Linked DNA regions of Homo sapiens: all the other regions are linked to region 4. Evidence: chromatin contacts called from ENCODE Hi-C or POLR2A ChIA-PET data. All regions are on one chromosome and are shown on one strand. The core of a region is the stretch at or near the end of the contact, and the rest is flanking DNA. Distances in the headings are between cores, read along the strand shown. Region 1 holds the start of VPS37C (VPS37C subunit of ESCRT-I). Region 2 holds the start of ASRGL1 (asparaginase and isoaspartyl peptidase 1). Region 3 has its middle 40 kb from the start of SCGB1A1. Region 4 holds the start of TMEM258 (transmembrane protein 258).

Evidence for each region. A loop is a pair of places that touch in the nucleus more often than their neighbours do. ChIA-PET counts read pairs that join two places held with the same protein, here RNA polymerase II (POLR2A). Pooled maps may share reads with other maps.
Region 1: a loop to region 4 is called in a pooled map, with 9 times the contacts of the local background. The contact joins the promoter of VPS37C here to the promoter of TMEM258 in region 4. A Hi-C loop is called at or near these places in 2 of 37 single-sample maps with no recorded cell type and 7 of 50 pooled maps.
Region 2: a loop to region 4 is called in a pooled map, with 7 times the contacts of the local background. The contact joins the promoter of ASRGL1 here to the promoter of TMEM258 in region 4. A Hi-C loop is called at or near these places in 1 of 168 maps with a recorded cell type or tissue (naive thymus-derived CD4-positive, alpha-beta T cell) and 8 of 50 pooled maps. POLR2A ChIA-PET finds 5 or more read pairs at or near these places in 1 of 52 experiments (activated B cell).
Region 3: POLR2A ChIA-PET joins it to region 4 with 11 read pairs in PC-9. The contact joins the enhancer-like site here to the promoter of TMEM258 in region 4. POLR2A ChIA-PET finds 5 or more read pairs at or near these places in 2 of 52 experiments (A673 and PC-9).

Annotation. Positions count from the first base shown.
Region 1 is chr11:61,159,224-61,163,570 of GRCh38, reverse strand. It overlaps VPS37C (VPS37C subunit of ESCRT-I), which reads left to right and starts at 2,145. Exons shown (of 5, transcript NM_017966.5): 1 at 2,145-2,180. RefSeq lists enhancers at 1,556-1,695, 1,706-1,755, 1,496-2,088, 2,089-2,682 and a silencer at 1,746-2,505.
Region 2 is chr11:62,335,849-62,339,837 of GRCh38, reverse strand. It overlaps ASRGL1 (asparaginase and isoaspartyl peptidase 1), which reads right to left and starts at 2,390. Exons shown (of 7, transcript NM_001083926.2): 1 at 2,264-2,390; 2 at 1,671-1,948. The coding sequence starts at 1,860. RefSeq lists an enhancer at 1,810-2,479.
Region 3 is chr11:62,456,358-62,460,816 of GRCh38, reverse strand. It overlaps a transcript of AHNAK not described here. Among named protein-coding and RNA genes, the nearest start is that of SCGB1A1, 40 kb to the right of the region's middle. Within about 2 kb of position 2,161, at least 4 of the 41 ENCODE cell types and tissues checked have a DNase peak (open chromatin) inside an H3K27ac peak, as active enhancers do; they include PC-9, where a contact is called at or near this core.
Region 4 is chr11:61,790,970-61,795,512 of GRCh38, reverse strand. TMEM258 (transmembrane protein 258) reads left to right here and starts at 2,914. Exons shown (of 4, transcript NM_014206.4): 1 at 2,914-2,957. The coding sequence starts at 2,955. FEN1 (flap structure-specific endonuclease 1) reads right to left here and starts at 2,602. Exons shown (of 2, transcript NM_004111.6): 1 at 2,485-2,602; 2 at 1-172. The coding sequence starts at 151. MIR611 (microRNA 611) reads left to right here and starts at 2,952; the gene lies at 2,952-3,018. RefSeq lists enhancers at 1-167, 1,713-2,688, 2,602-2,896, 2,689-3,666.

The sequences.
Region 1 (4,347 bases), core at 896-3,395, 630 kb after region 4:
AGGAGGCGGAGGTTGCAGTGAGCAGAGATCACACCATTGCACTCCAGCCTGGGCAACAAGAGAGAAACTCCGTCTCAAAAAAAAAAAAAAATCACATAGCACAAAAAGGCTTATGACAAAAAATTAAGGTCATCTGCCCTGGCCCTCCCTAACCCTCAGAAACAATTTCAACCTAGCTTTCAAACAGGTGCTGTCAATGGGAGTCACTCTGACATTCTGTACCAAGTGAAATGTTTGCAAAACCAACATGCCCCCGCTCAAAGGAGTCACCAGTGTCTCAGAAGGGTCAGCAGCTGACCTTCTTCATGGACCCCTTCTGTTATAAGAAGGAGTTTTGACAAATTCAGTTTGACAGAGTTTAATTGAGCAAATAATGATTTGTGAATCAGTCAGCCCCCAGAACCAGAATAGGTTCAGAGTGACTCTGAGGCTGCCAGGTGGTTGGATAACATTTAGGGATAGAAAACGGAAAGCAGGTTGGGCGTGGTGGCTCATGCCTGTAATTCCAACACTTTGGGAAGCCGAGGCTGGAGGATTGCTTGAGTCCAGGAGTTCCAGACCAGCCTGGGCAACATAGCGAATCTCCATTTCTATTAAAAAATAATCATTAAAATTTAAAAATAAGAAAAGAAAAAGGAAATAGATGTCCAGAAAACAGAAGCGAGGTACAGAAACAGTTGGACCAGTTATGTAAGCGCAGAACCAGCCCCATCTGGTTCAACTTTGTGTAATAAAGTGGTGAGTTGTTTTTTCAGTTGCCATGATCCCAGGTTGCAAGTTATGTAACCTGAGCGTGCCCAGAAGAACCAAGCATGCAACCACAGGCGCAACCTAAATGCTCAGACCAAAGAACCGGAACAGAATTAAGAAGTAGATACATGGTATAAGCCATGATCTAATCAGATTGAGCCATGGCATCATCCCATGGCAAGATCCAGTCAGATCATTGCTTATTGCAAGATTCAATCAGATCACTGCTCATTACCCTCTGCCTATAACACCTGTCACAGCCCCTGGCTTGGGGAGACAGATTTGAGCATGTCTCCTTCCCAGTTGACTTGCAACAAATCTTTCCCTCTACAAAAACCTGATACTTCGGTGTTTGGCTTTCTGAGGGCAAAGGGATCCAGTTTGGTTCCCTACCAATGACAGATTGACATTTGCCTTATTGGAACAAGGTTTGAACAGGTGGCTGCCTGTGATTGGCTGAAACTCTGTGATTGGTATGAGTAGGATCCAGTTCACTATGTACGGAGAAACCTTTAGGACAAACTTAAGATACGCCAGGAGACAACTTTAGGCTAAACTGGACACTTCTCCCCTTTTGGTCAACCTCTTGATTTTGAGAGGTTGGAAACTTTAGACATTGACATCAGTTACCATTGTAAATAGACTTATTTGGTCTCAAATTCCCCTGGGAAATAGCAGAGCAGTGGGTTTCATAGGTGGGAAAGGGAACAGAATAGAAAAAAAAAAAAAAACACCTGATTAGTTAACATCAGGTCACTTCAGATTCCTTTTTTTAAGGGTTAGAGCAGAGGGGGCTTCCTTATTATGCTGGACTCTCCTGTTTCCAGGGGGGAAGGGAGGAGATGGGGAATACTGGTAATTCTGTAGAATGAATGGGTGGGGGAAAGAGATTAACTAGTAAATGGAAATGAGTGTGTGGTGGCCTTGGGGCTCCTCAGTCTGAGCTCAGCCCATCTGGGGCTCCTCCTAGGTTCTGGGCTTCCATCTGCTTCCCCCTCCTTTTGGGTCCCTCTGAGAAGCCTCCCAAGATCGAGCTGTGTACAGAGCGAGTCCTCGCTGGCCACTCGGAAGGCGGCGGACGTCCGCGCCGGCGCACTAGCCCAGAGCGGCCTGGTCTCCGCCCAGTGGGCGGGGCCTCTTACCGGGGGCGGGGCCGAGGCGTGCGGCGAGCGCTGGAGGGGTCTCGTGGGCGCTCCCGTGGTTGTGGCCCGGGCGGCCGCGAGCGTGTGTGTGTGGCACGATGTCGTGGTAACTCAGAGGCGCGCGAGGCGGGGCGGCCAACGGGGTCGCGGGGCGAGCACGCGCGCCACTGGGGCGCCGGACGTTGCAAGGGGGTCACATCCGGTAGGGGGCGGGCCTGGCGGACCCCGGAAGTGTGGGCGCGGCTGCGGTTTAACCCGCGGTGGCGGCGGCGACGGCGGCCCTGGCAGGTGAGCGGAGACTGGGGAGGGTCCCGGCTCTGCCGCAGGCGGGCGGGGCAGAGGACGACGGTGGGGGCGGCGCCGGCCGTGGCTCCCGGAGCGCCCCCGCCTGCCCGCCTCATCCTGGCAGAGGCCGGTGATTGGGCACGAGGGGCGCGTGACTCTCGCCGGGGGCCGGCGCCCCTGCCCCTCGCGGTGGGAGGGAGGGAGGGAGAGCGCGAGGCGCCGCCCCGGCTCCCCGGCGGGTCGCACCTCCAGTTCCGCCCCACCACTCACCGCCACCCTCCTTTCTGCGTCTCTGCAGGCCCTCGTCCCATATGTGAGCATCTTGCGGTCACAATTCTGATGACATTAGAGCCAATTAGCCCATTGTATAGATGGGGAAGCTGAGGCCTAAGAGTAGGGTCCGACTTGCCAGAGGGCACGCGGGAGACGAGTGGCAGAGGGGAGGTTGGAGGGACTTTGCTCTGTGACTTACTGGCTTGTGCCCTTTCTCCAGGGCATTGAGAGATGGGAGTTTCAGCTTTGGCTTTGTTCAGGACTCAGACTTGGACCTCCCAGCATCACTGAACATTTCTTACCCCGGGACCCTCTGGGCGCAAAGGGCACTGATGTATACATACCCATTATATGCCTGGTTCCTCTTCATTTCCTCCTCAGCCGATGAGGCGATTTCCCACTTTACGGATGGGAGAAGGAGTTAACTGGAGGTGTTTTGTGAGTTACTGGCAGAGTGGACTCTACAACCTGGGGTTTTAGTCGCTGAGCTGAGGCAGTGCTTTCCCAGCTACACCTTGTCTGGGCTCACTTACCCTGGGAATGTCAGTCTTCAGCTCCAGAAACTTCCCACTCATTTCCCTTCGCTCCAGCGGTACCTCAGTTCTCTTGCTGCCTAAGGCCTTTTCCACCCTCTTTATTGGCTCCAGGAGTCCCATTTCCTACTAATGCACCAAGATGCTGCCACCAGACTCTCAGTTCTGTGACTTTTGGCCTTAGAGCTGGAGGTGGTGGTGACCGAGGAACTGGGGAAAGAAAGACTCTTACTTTGTTGTCCAAAGCTGCAACCCTGCAGACACCTGAACTCTGTAGTTCCGGGTGGGATCGGGGACTGTTGCAATGAAAATACTGGACGCTAAACTGAGTCTTTGTTCTTTGCGGTCATAGTGCCCAGAAAAGCCTTTTACCTAGATTATCTTGGAAATGTGGTTCCGTGCCTTTGTAATTTCCATTAAGTAGAACATTTTCATTGTAGACTTTCTGAGCAGTTTCTGGCCGCTGTTTTGCAGGTAGCAATAGCTGTGATTTGTTGCTTGGCTTCATATGCTGGGCACTGTTCTAGGGCTTTCTGAACATACCGAATTTTGCGAACATGTCCAAATAGGTGATGATCCCGTTTTACAGATGAAGTGAGTTGCGGAGATGTTAGATAACCTGGCTAGTGTCACACAGCCAGTAAGTGGCCAAGTTTGGATTTTTTTTTTTTTTTTTTTTTTTTTTTGAGACGGAGTCTTGATCTGTCGCCCAGGCTGGAGTGAAGTGGTGTGATCTCAGCTCACTGCAACCTCCGCCCCCTGGTTCAAGCGATTCTCCTGCCTCAGCCTCCCAAGTAGCTGGGATTATAGGTGCCCACCACCACGCCCGGCTAATTTTTGTATTTTTTATTTATTTATTTATTTATTTTTTTTTGAGACGGAGTCTCGCTCTGTCGCCCAGGCTGGAGTGCAGTGGCGGGATCTCGGCTCACTGCAAGCAATTTTTGTATTTTTTAGTAGAGACGGGGTTTCACCATGTTGGCCAGGCTGGTCTCGAACTCCTGAGCTCAGGTGATCCACCCGCTTTGGCCTCCCAAAGTGCTAGGATTACAGGTGTGAGCCACTGCGTCTGGCCACAAGTGAGATTTGTAACCCATCAGTCTTATTTCGAAGTTAATGTGCTTTTAACTCTGTGATACTGCCTCTCAGACCGTTTAGTTTCCCAAAGGTGCTGGACCTTAAGAATAATTTCTGATGCTTGTTAAAAATACAGAGCTCCACCTCTAGAGATTCTTGGGCTATTGTCTGGAGGAGGGCCCAGAAATCTATTAACAAATGCACTGGGTGATTCTTACGGTAAGGCAAGTTTGGGAAACACTGCCTTTAAGAACTTTGTAGATTTGCTGGGCCACTGGTAGCTTGGA
Region 2 (3,989 bases), core at 1,141-3,640, 540 kb before region 4:
TCAATCTCTAGCCTAGATCTTAGGTTTGCCATTTTAAAACAAAGAGATGAATGTCTTCCACCAAGTTAATCTGTTTATGCCTTAGTCTGATCTGAGAAATGAGGATAATAATTATGCCTAACTTATACCTAACTCATTTAACTCAACTGAGTTTAAGTGATTAACTCATAAGTGAATCATTTAATGTTCATTATGAGTTAACTTGAGTTAGTTTAACACAAGTTAACCAACTTAAGAGAGTTACATGATCAACTCATTTAATGTTCAGATTCAATAAATCAAGCAAATTTCTTAGACCACTGCCTGATACATGGTAGATACTCATATTAGCTATAATGATTAGTATTCCAAAAAAGGGTGGACTGAGTGAAAGAAGCGAAACACAAAGGAATACACTCTGCACTCCAAAGTTAACCTGAAAACTTTGGAACCTTGTCGGGGGAGGTAGGACATGCCTCATTATTCCCTCCTCCCTTTTGGAATTCAGGCCCAGCTGACCAGCACTAACATTAAAACAGATCTTAAGACTGACAAAGCAGACTTTGTAGCAATAAGATACCAAATTCCAGCGGGACTCTAGTATGACATCACATGACAGATAGCAAGCCCTGAAAGTGAAGTATTTTACCCCAAATTACGTTTCTTCGCCATATCTTGAAATAGTCCTGCAAAGCTAAAGCTATCTCTTGTGGGGAAAATCTACATTCTGAAGAGAATCCCCTTCCTTTTCTAGGCCTTTTTCCTGATTCAGGAGAGAATCAACTCTGATAAGAAACATTTACAATTTATTCTCTCAATAGACTGCTACCTGGAGACTTCCTCTGCCTAAGGGAAATCTTGGTCTCCTCAACCTCTTATCTTAATGCAGACATTCCCTTCTTTTTTCAGTTTTTTTTTTTTTTTTTGAGATAGTCTCGCTCTGTCGCCCAGGCTGGAGTGATCTCGGCTCACTGCAACCTCTGCCTCTCAGGTTCAAGCTATTCTCCTGCCTCGGCCTCCCGAGTAGCTGGGGTTACAGGCTCCTAGCACCACGCCTGGCTTTTTTTTTTTTTCTTTTGTATTTTTAGTAGAGGTGGCTTTTCACCTGTTAGCCAGGCTGGTCTCGAACTCCTGACCTCAGGTGATCCACCCGCCTTGGCCTCCCAAAGTGCTGGGATTACAGGCGTGAGCCACCGTGCTAAACCGCCTTCTATTAATTCTATCTGCAGCCACAAGTCCTTATATAATCCAGACATTCCCTTCTGTGGATTCCAGGTGTTTGGACAAAACTTTAAATCAATTGTTCATCAGAAAATCTTTGAATCTTAACTATGACCTGGAAACCACTCCCCCTCCCCCAGTAGTCTCACCTCTCCAGATGGAACCAATGTATGTCTTGTATGTACTGATTGACATCTTATGTCTCTCCAGAAGCACACATTCTCAGGATTTCCCAAGAGCTGTATCAGAGGCCATTGGTCACTCATATTTGCCTCAGTATAAATCTCTACAAATATTTTAGCGTTTGACTCTTTTCAGCACAGGTAGAAAAATTAAATATTGTTTCTTTTTTACATACTTAGTTTCACCCCAAAGCTCATTAGATTCCCTAACACTATGTAGGTTCTATTTATTCTGAAGAAGGAGCTTGACCTGACTCACATTATTTACTAGCTGAAAGGCACATTTACCTGCGTTGAACTCGGGATCGTCTTCCAGGGCGACGACAGCTCCCTCTACGGCATCCACGGCGCTCCCGCCCTCCCGGAGGATGCCGTAGCCCACGGTGGCGGCTCTGACCATGCCCTGGTGCACTCGCTCCTTCCGATCCTTGGAGATGGGACCGGCTCCGCCGCCGTGGACCACTACGATGGGATTCATGTCGGCGGATCCTAGGCAGCAGGAAGGCGAAAGCGTCGTCCAAAGCCAGCCCAAGGAAGCCGCGCGGGTACAAGGTCCTCGGGAGACCCTGTGGGGACAATGCCCAGTCTCTGTTCTGAACGGCTGGGTTCGCAGCTGGGGGTGGGTAGGGGCGGCTCGGTCGAGCTTGGTACGAAAAGCCCAGGGGCCCGGCGCCCTCCCGCGTTCCTCTCCGCCCCCGGCCCGGACCTGCTGGGGGTCTCAGTTTCCCCGGGGACGTTAACCCGCGCCCACCGCCGCCCGCCTCCAAGCCCCGGCGCCGAAGGAGGATGTCTATTTCGCCTTCGGGAAAATGTCTATTTTCGTTTATTTCATTCGCCCTCCCGCGTCTCGGGCGGCTGCTCCGGGAGGGCCGCCGACTTACCCAGGGCACCGCAGGACGCGGACGCCGAGACCTCAAGCTGGGTCGAGCCAGCCCCGCAGCCGCCCGGTACCGCCGCTCCCCGACGCCGGCTCGAAACCGCTCAGCCCGCAACCGCTCTGGTCACAACGGTTCTGCGCCTGCGCACGAGGGCGGGACCGCCGCACGGCCCAGTTCCCATAAAGCCCCGAAGGCCGGCTGGCGCGCACCTGTCTCACTCCTCTCAAGAGTCTACGCTCTTGGCCGGCCCGAGCTTCCTGGTGGCACGCGGGGAACCTCCTGCTCCTGACCAGGCTAGGGGCTGGGTGGTTGGGTTGGTGGCGAGAAGCGTGAAGTGGCATGCCACGATTTTGTAATTGCAGATTGAAAAGCAACGCTAGGCTGTGCGCAGTGGCTCATGCCTTGTAATCCCAGCACTTTGAGAGGCCGAGGCGGACGGATCACCTGAGGTCGGGAGTTCGAGACCAGCCTGACCAACACGGAGAAACCCTGTCCCTACTAAAAACACAAAATTAGCTGGGCGTGGTGGCGCATGCCTGTAATCCCAGCTACTCTGGAGGCTAAGGCACGAGAATCGTTTGAACCTGGGAGGCGGAGGTTGCGGTGAGTGGAAATCGCGCCATTGCACTCCAGCCTGGGCAACAAGAGTGAAACTCCGAATCAAAAGAAAAAAAAATTATACTGGGACAATGGGCATAAACAGGGACAGATCCAGGCAAACTGTGATTGATCTCCTGTGGATAGGAGAGTCCTTTCCCTTCTTGTTTACCCACAACTGATAACATATTTTACCACTCTTGGGAATTCCCTTTACTCCTGTTTTACCTTCGTTTCCTGCCTTAAGGCCCAGTTTAAATGAACCCCTCCTGCAAAGCCTTCTCCCTGGCACCCCACTAAGGATCAGTCATTCCCTTTCTAGTGACCTATTGTTAGAGATTACCACAAATTTATTGGCTTCAAACAACACACATTATCTTACAGTTCTGGTGGTCAGAAATTCAAACTGGGTCTGCAGGGTTGAGTTCCTTCGGGAAGCTCCAGAAGAGAATCTGTCTTTTCTTGCTTCTACAAGCTGCCTGTATCCTTGGCTCATGGCCTCATCCTCCATTGCCAAAGCCAACAGCCTAGCATCTTTAACTCTCTCTCCCTCTGGCCTGTTTCTGCTGCTACGTCACTTCTCTCTCTGTCACCATCATCACGATTTTCTTTTCTGACTCTGACTCTCCTGCCTCCTTCTTAAAGGAAGTCCCTTGGGATGACATTGGGCCCACCCAGATAACCCAGGATAATCTCCCTTTCTTACAATTTCTATTCTCATCTGCAAAGTCCCTTTTGCCATGTGAGGAGTGTTCACAGGTGGAGATTCGGATGTGACACCTTTGAGGGCCGTTATTCTGTCTCCCACACTCACCTCTTGGAAGAGGGTTATTTTAGCACGTCTCAACTGGTCGTGAGCCTAGTTGTGTCATCATAATACAGCTCACCATCATTTGGTTTCAGCTATTTATAGGAACCTGAACCCTACCCTATGCCTAGCCCTAACTCAAACCCCATCTCTACTGTTTTTCCTGATTGATCTGGAATTCAGTGATCTGGCTGAGGCTGGGGAAGGTGGCTGGTGGCCCAAGCAGGTAGAATGTTGGTTTCCATTTGATCCTCCCATCTCAGCCTCATGCGTTTATCTACTTCTCTGATGGGCTTCGTATTCCCCATCCCAATCCAAAGTCTC
Region 3 (4,459 bases), core at 912-3,411, 670 kb before region 4:
ACTTGAAGTCCCACTCTACCACATGACAGCCACCTCGTCTCCAGGATACCTGAGACCACTTTATCTCTGGGTCCTAGGGGTCTTTTGTTCTTTTTCCTGGATCTCAGCAGTTGATTCCACCATCCTTATCTGTCTGCTTTCCAAAACTCACGGCTTGCTCTCCTTCTCTTCTGTCACAATCTGCTCAAGAAAGGTATTTTTCCCTCTTTAATCATTTTTGTAAAGATATCACAAAATTAAAAATTTTAATCAATTATTTCATACAACCCAAAAGCTGTTTGAAAGTGAAAAGTGAAGGTCACCCCAGCCGCCCCCTGCTACTATCAAGTCACGCCAACTGGGCCTGATGTCCACACTGCCTCTTGGGGAGCTCCCCCAGGCTGAAGGCTTCCAATTTTGTCTGTGGATCAGGGTCTCCAGTCCATCTCCTGGTGCTCTCATCCTCCCTTCCTGTGGACATGGTCATGAAAGTCTCTCATCTCAGATGCAGCGTGTCTCCGGATCTGGTTTTTGTTTGTTTGTTTATTTTTGAGACATGGTTTCACTCTGTCACCCAGGCTGGAGTGCAGTGGTGTGATCTTGGCTCACTGCAACCTCTGCCTCCCCAGTTCAAGCGAGTCTCGTGCCTCAGCCTCCCGAGTAGCTGGGATTACAGGCGTGTGCCACCACGCCCAGCTCTTTTTTTTTTTTTTTTCTTTGAGACGGAGTTTTGCTCTTGTTGCCCAGGCTGGAGTGCAATGGTGCGATCTCAGCTCACCACTACCTCCGCCTCCTGGGTTCAAGCGATTCTCCTGCCTCAGCCTCCCGAATAGCTATGCCCAGCTAATTTTTGTATTATTAGTAGAGATAAGGTTTCACCATGTAGACAAGGCTGGCCTTGAACTCCTGACCTCAGGTGATCCGCCCGCCTCCGCCTCCCAAAGTGCTGGGATTACAGGTGTGAGCCACCATGTCTGGCCAAGAGTTGTTGGTGGTACACACGTCTAAAGCCACTATGGACAGACCCTAAATGACCTGTAAGAGGGATTTCCTATATGTCGTCTTGGGAAAGATATTTGACCTCTGTGTGTCTCAGTTTCTTCATCTGTGACATGCAGGAGATTAGGGGACCATGATGCCTTAAGGCTCTTTTGTTTTGACTATTCTACGCATCTGGCCTCCTTCTCAATGAATATTTCTGGGCTTTTTCCTGCTCCTGTCATTTTCTGCCCAGCAGAGGGGCTTGTGTGGAGGTGTGGAGGTCAGGAGAGGGGCATTCATCTCTGGGCTGGCTGGCTGTGTGCCTCTCCATCACTGGGCCCTTCTGGACTTTAGTTTTCTCTTCTGAGAAATGAGGGGCCAGGGCTGTGTGAGCTCCAGGAGAGTGTCTGGTCCTGACATCCCATGATTTTCATGACTTCCTCGTCCCCAGGGATGACCCTCTGATGCTGAAGGAACAGTCAGCTTAGGGTAAGTGATGGCTGCTTTCAGTGTAGACTGAAGGTTTTGGGCAGGGGAGAGGCTGGAGAAGCAGGATCCATTTCCAGTGCCCTGAGTCAGTTCCCTGTGGTCTGATTTGATTTTTTCATGTGAAGTGTTGTGAAATCTCAAAATATCACCCATGTCCACATTCAACTGTGAGTACATTTGTGGTGCATTCCACTACCAAGTATGAGTGCTTTGGGGACCCTCTTACCTGTGAGCTTGGGAACCCCTGCTCCTTGCCCTTGTGTGGGGAGTTTGGAGAGGTGCTGGGGTGACCAGCCATCCCAGTTTGCCCTGTAAACTGTCCTGCTTTTAGCACCCCAAGAGGCTCATCCCAGGAAATCCCTCAGTCCAAACCAAGACAGGTGGCAATCCTACCTAGTTCCACACCAGGGCCTGGCCAGCTTTCTTAGTGGGACAGGCCACAGTTAAACATAGAATCCAGCAGAGCAGTGGACTTTGAAACAGCTGGGGTACTTGGGGCAAATTCCTAGGTCCCACCCTAGAGTGTCTGATTCAGTAAATCTGGAGCAGGGACCAGGAATTCACATTGAATAAGCCCTCCAGGTGAGTCTGGTGCAGGTGGTTCAGGATCTACACCTTGAGGAAACAGAACCAGCTCCTGTCCTTGGGAGCAGTGGAGGAAACAGAGCTAGCTCCTGTCCACAAGAGGTTTATAACACAGGCAGAAGAAGCCAGGTAGGGAACTAATGAACCCTGACACAGAGTGAAATGAAAGCTATAATGAGTACTGGCCAATTTTTCTGCCCTCCTCCCACCCTCCAAAGTAATTTAGTACTTACAAAGCTTGGCTTTGTTGATTATAAGGGGTGACTTGGCATTTTCCAGCAGAAGAGTTGTAGGGAGGGTGAGTTAGTTGCAGAAAGTGACTGTCCACTCCAGCTTACACCAGACTCTCCCGTCTCAGAACCGTGGTGCACTCTGTACTGTATCCTGTGGCCCCTCTGGTGAGGGGATCAAGTGGGACCGTCCCTAAGGCCCACTGAAGCTCTGACCTTCTGACGTGGGGATGAAGAAGTGGTCCTGTTCTTATTCTTGGTGGACAGCTATCAGTTCTGTTGCTTATGAACTAAGTATTTTCTTTCTCTCTTTTTAAAAAAATTTCAGCTTTTCAGGCCCAGTGCAGTGGCTCACGCCTATAATCCCAGCACTTTGGGAGGCCAAGGCGGGTGGATCATGAGGTCAGGAGTTTGAGACCAGCCTGGTCAACATGGTGAAACCCTGTCTCTACTAAAAATACAAAAAAAAAAATTAGACAGGCATGTTGCCGGGCACCTGTAATCCCAGCTACTCGGGAGGCTGAGGCAGGAGAATCGCTGGAAACCGGGAGGTGGAGGTTGCAGTGAGCTGAGATCGCGCCACTGCGCTCCAGCCTGCGCAACAAGAGTAAGACTCCATCTCAAAAAAAAAAAAAAAAAAAAAATTCAGCTTCTCTTTTAGATACAGAGGTACATGCGTAGGATTGTCACATGGGTATATTGGACCCAAGTGGTGAGCATAGTACCACCAGTAGGTAGTTTTCGGCCCATGTCCCCATTCCTCCCTCCTCTCTCTGGTGGTGACAGTATCTCTTGTTCCCATGTTTATGTCTATGTGTGCTCAGCATTTAGCTCCCACTTATAAGTGAGAAATGTGGTATTTGGCTTTCTGTTTTCATGTTAATTTGCTGAACTAAGCCTTTTCGTTCCTTTTTTTTTGTTTTTGAGATGGAGTCTTGCTCTGTCACCCAGACTGGAGTGTGGTGGCTTGATCTTGGCTCACTGCAACCTCCGCCTCTGGGTTCAAGCTATTCCCCTGCCTCAGCCTCCTGAGTAGCTGGGATTACAGGCTTGTGGCACCATGCCCAGCTAATTTTCATATTTTGTTTTGTCTTTTTTTTTTTTTGAAAAGGAGTCTCGGTCTGTCACCCAGGCTGGAGTGCAGTGGCAACATCTCGACTCACTTCAACCTCTGCCTCCCGGGTTCAAGCGATTCTCCTGCCTCAGCCTTCCGAGTAGCTGGGACTACAGGTGTGTGCCACCACGCCTGGCTAATTTTTTTGTACTTTTAGCAGAGATGGGGTTTTACCATGTTAGCCAGGATAGTCTTGATCTCCTGACCTCATGATCCACCTGCCTCAGCCTCCCAAAGTGCCGGGATTACACCGTGCCCGGCATACTTTTTGTATTTTTAGTAGAGGGTATTCTTTTGTATATTTAGTAGAAGATTTCGCCATGTTGGCTAGGCTAGTCTTGAACTCCTGACCTCAGGTGATCCTCCCGCCTCGGCCTCCCAAAGTGCTGGGATTACAGGCATAAGCCACCGTGCCCATCCTGAACTAAGACTTTTCTAAGGTGAATCAATGAGCTAGAGTCCTTAGGGCACTTCATTACTGAGATGATTTGAAGAGTTCCTGAGGTCAGGTGACTGCAGGTAAAGGGCTTGTTTGTTCCCTGGGCTCATTCCTGCTGACAAAGGACAAAGAGCTGGAGGCATCCCTAGGAGAAGAAAGGAAAGGAATGATGACTCTCTGAACCACCTGCTCCAGACTCAGCCGTAGGCGGTGGCAGGGGTGGGGCTTATAAGTGTGAAATCCTAGTCTCTGATCCAGATCTACTAAGTGATCTACAGGCCTTCAGAGGAGGCAGGGCTCTGCTGTGGGACATGAAGTTGATGGGCTCGTGGGGTGACATGCCACCACTGAGATTCTAGGGAGACCAGCCTTGAATGGCAGCCTGGAGCTATGGGGCCAAGCCTCACACCTGGCCAGGGAGTGTCCACCAGGGTCAAACTGGTCTGAGAGCCAACCCAGCCAACTGGGTTGAAATCTCAGTCATGTATCTGCTGGGTGCTCTTGGGCAAGTTATTAACCTCTCTGAGTGTCAGTTTCCCCCTTTGTAAAATGGGGTAATAATGTTCCCTATGTTGTCAGTAGATTGAATGAAATAAGCGTGCAAACTGCCTAAAGCATAAAGACCGCCTAGCACAGTGCTTG
Region 4 (4,543 bases), core at 1,665-4,164:
CCCCACCCTGGCGAACAGCAATCAGGAACTGATAAATGCTCATAGAGGCATCAATGGCCACCTTACGGCCAAAGTAGCTCTTGATGTCATTCTCCCGGATGGCACTGGGGGCCACATCAGCAATTAGTTTGGCCAGGCCTTGAATTCCCATGGCAACACAGAGGAGGGATGACTAAAAAAGAAAGGCAAGTCAGAGACGGAGGAAAGGAGAAAGGTTATAACTGGTGTTATCTCACCAACTTCATGCCTTCAACTAAATTCCACACAACAAAAAGGACACCATGTCAGCACTGCTAAAGATAAAAAGATGAACAAGGTCCCCATTCTCAAAAAACTCAGTCTAGCAGGAGAATTTACTCAATAGTAAGGCTCAACGAGTACCAGAAATTGAACCACGTGCTTAGAGAAATAAGATACTGTTGATATTCTAAGGTAGCAGCATTATTTATTACACAAAAAAAACCTGCAACATAGGTCTCCATCAAGGACCACAGAAGGCCAGGATGCTTGGCCTGGCTTGAGGAGTCCAGGGACCATAATGGCAGACCTGAAAGACAGGCAAATACACCAGCTAAACAAACAGATCTGATTTGTTTTGAGTCTCTGGAGAACCCTGACTAATAAGGCAGCCTTGAAAAAGGATTGCAAACATATCTGAATGGAGGTGATGTGGCTTTCTCACAAGCTTCTCTAAACTCTCTTCATCATCGCCTCAGCACATAAGAGTTTCTACTTTTATTATAATGTTGCTAGAGTTTCAAGTCTTTCCCTTTGCGTTTTCTCGCCACCACTCAGTCTGAAATGTTAACTCCATGGCTCCTCCCCAGGTCCTGATTTAGGGGTCTGGCATGCTGTAGTCACTGGGCTCAAAAGAGTATTGCACTTCAGAGTTCAGTGTTTCCCAGATAGCAGTGTTTCCCAAATCACCCTCACGATTTTTGCTACTTCCAACTAAAACCCGTACTTTCATTCACTTAGAATTTTTTTTAAAAAACTAAACTGGAAAACTCATAAGCAATAATATTTGTGTTCTATTAGTTATATTTTAATATGTATTAAATGTATAACTATTAAAAAGGATTTTTAGGGGGTGCAATTTAAAATCATCTTGCCATCCTGGCCAACACGGTGAAACCCTGTCTCTACTAAAAATACAAAAAAAAAAAAAATTAGCTGGGTGTGGTGGTGTGCACCTGTAATCCCAGCTACTCGGGAGGCTGAGGCAGGAGAATCGCTTGAACCCAGGAGGCAGAGAATGCAGTGAGCCGAGATTGTGCCGCTGCACTCCAGCCTAGCAAGAGAGTGAGACTCCGTCTCAAAAAAATAAAAAACTCATCTTGTGCCCACTGTTGGTATGTGTCCAATACTCCAAGAAATATTCTACTGGGGCCAGGCACAGAGGCTCTGGGCAGTAATCCCAGCACTTTGGGAGGCCGTGGTGGGAGGATCACATGAGCCCAGGAGTTCCAGGCTACAGTGAGCTATGATTGTGCCACCACACTCCAGCCTGGGCAACAGAGCAAGACCCTGTCAAGAAAAGAAAAGAAGACAAAAGAAAAGAGAAAGAAGAAACGAAAGACTCCATCAGGCCTTTTCATTGTTCCCACTCTTTCTTCACAGGGTTCTTTCTAGAGCATCAATGACTGTTCAATTCTTCCTTCTAATTCAGTCCAAACACTTCAGCATGGCATCACGATCTTTCATGTTCTGGTTCCCAACCTAACCCTACATTCTGGGATCTCAACAGAAAGCTGGAATAAGGCCCGCCTTTTCCCACTTTTCCTTAGCTGTGCCCTCCTCTCGCCATCCTCTCACGCGTCCTTCCAGGTCCATCCCTGGATTATTAATCAATTAATAATTAATTGACAATGAATTATTCATTTGATTAATATGAATAATTCCCCTGTGAACTGCAGCGGCAAAAGCTCTGGCCTTGAATCTAGGCGCGGCATTTACCATCCGTGTGACATTACCAAGCCACTGAGGTTTATTTTCTCGTCTACAGAAGAAGAACGATTACCATGCCTGTCTCTCAGGGCTGCTGCCAGGGTTAACTGAGACAACAGACAGAAACCTCTAATGTCCCCTCTCCAGGCCTGTTCAACCCTTCGGCTCTTGCCTCAAGCCGGCCGCGCTGCTGGAGTGTGGACTGAGGACCAGACCATGTAGCCCTTGATCCCCTCACGGCGTCCCACAGACAGGTAGGCAGGAAAGGGGCCTAAACAACTCAAGTGTCAGAAATGTTTCTCGTCCAAGGTCTTAGGAAAAATACAACACGACCCCATAAGGTGGAACTTATTACCGCTTTTCTACAATGGAGGAAAGAGAGGCTCGGAGCTTACGCGACTGGCCCAAGGCTCACAGGGGGAAAAGTGGCGGGACCTCTTGACTGCGAATCCCGCGCACTCCAGACCCCGGCTCCCCACGGCCCCCAGCGCCAAGCGGACCCCGTCGCTCCCGGAGGCGCTTCCCATGGGGTCTCACCTGGCCTTTGGGACACGCGGCCTCGGCGGCTAAAGCTTGGTTCGGGGTTGCCCCGGGCAGGCGGTCCTAAGCTCGCTCTCCCTTCTCAGCTTAGCGGCGGGTGGCCTGACGTTCAGCCGCCTTCCAAAGCCCGCGCTCCCGTCACGTGACCTGCTCGCCACGCACAGCCTCTTGGGGCGCGTAGTGCAGGCTGCGTCCCCTCAGACGGCTGCTCTCATGGCAACCAGTCCCTCCAGGGAGAACAGAGTCTCTCAGCGACCCTGGCGTACCCTTCTCCACCGCTTGTCCCCACTCCACCCACACCAGGTCCCCGCAGGCCCCTGCTCCCTCTACACCCGAAATCGCAGGACTACAAGTCCCTCAATGCCACTTGCGCCGGAGGCACTTCCTTTTCCGGTTGTGCTAGGCGCCTGCTCCTGCCGACGTGTTCTTCCGGTGGCGGAGCGGCGGATTAGCCTTCGCGGGGCAAAATGGTGAGAGCGTTGAGGGGAGTTCCAGACGGAGATGCGAGGACCCCTCGGGGTCTGACCCACACCGCGCTTATCTCCTCAGACGCCGGAGATCCAGAGGGCTAGACGCTCCTGGAACCTCCGGCTTGGGCTGAAGGGTGGGGAAGGGGGAAGCCCCTTGCCATGAACTCCTTAGGTTTCTCAGCTCGCGATTTCTAAGGGCGAGAGGCGTGGGGCGAATTTTGAATACCTTCCAGTTTGTATATCTCTGTTATCGGTGGTGTGTTATCTTTATTTGGAAAGTTCTTCTGCCGAACCCGTGCCCATCCTACAATGCCCTGGGCAAATGTTTATTGGTGAAGCACTTCCAACTCTCAGGCACTTGGCCAGACTTTCCTAGGAGCGCCCACAGCCTCTGTACAGATCTCTGGCCACGTTCCATGGACTTCTTTGTTTTCGGCCACGCCTCCTAGTGACCACCGTCTGACGCGCATCTAGCTCTGGGATGATGTCTATTCATCTTTGTATTCTCAGTGCCAAACAGAGGGCCCGTAATTGGAAGCTCAATAAATGGCAGTGATTGTCTTTATCATTTTGGGGGAAGGGGGCCGTGATTGTTTACTGAATTGAATTCCAGTGTCTCAGAACAATGGGGGCAGTTTACTTCTCTAGAGTTGTTATGTTCTGGATTTTAGAAGCATTGGCTGACCGGTGACAATGAAGTTAACATTTGTACAGATCTTTACGTTTACAGCCCTCTTTCATAAAAGACATTATCTCATCATCTTCCCTACAGCCTTAGGAAGGAAGCAAATACCTGTTGAGCAAAATACTCCCTGCTAGGCACTAGATGCTTTGATTCATCATCTTTCTTATTTTTCAGTTCTGTGAAATAGATATTACAGTCGCTTTACTCAGACTCAGATTACTCAGAACCAGAACTTGAATGTCTTGACCATAGCTCACAAGATTCCATAATAGCATAGGTAGTGAGGAAAATACTGAATTAGAAATTGAGGGCCAGGCGCGGTGGTTCACTCCTGTAATCCCAGCACTTTGGGAGGCTGAGGCGAGCGGATCAGGAGGTCAGAAGTTCAAGACCAGCCTGGCCAGCAAGGTGAAACCCTGTCTCTCCTAAAAATACAAAAAATTAGCCGGGCATGGTGGTTCACGCCTGTAATCCCAGCTGCTCGGGAGGCTGAGGCAGGATAATCACTTGAACCCAGAAGGCGGAGCTTGCAGTGAGCCGAGTTGGCACCACTGCACTCCAGGCACTCCAGCCTGGGCGATAGAGCAAGACTGTCTGGAAAAAAAAAAAAATTGAGCCTGGGCGCGGCAACTCACACCTGTAATCTCAGTACTTTGGGAGGCCGAGGCAGGCAGATCACCTGAGGTCAGGAATTCAAGACCATCCTGGCCAGCATGGCAAAACCCCATCTCTACTAAAAATACAAAAATTAGATGTGGTGGTGCGCACCTGTAATCCTATAGTCCCAGCTACTCGAGAGGCTGAGGTATGAGAATCTCTAGAACCCGGGAGGCAGAGGTTGCAGTGAGCCGAGATCGTGCCACTGCCCTCCAGCCCGGGCGACAGAGTGAGACGCCGTCCA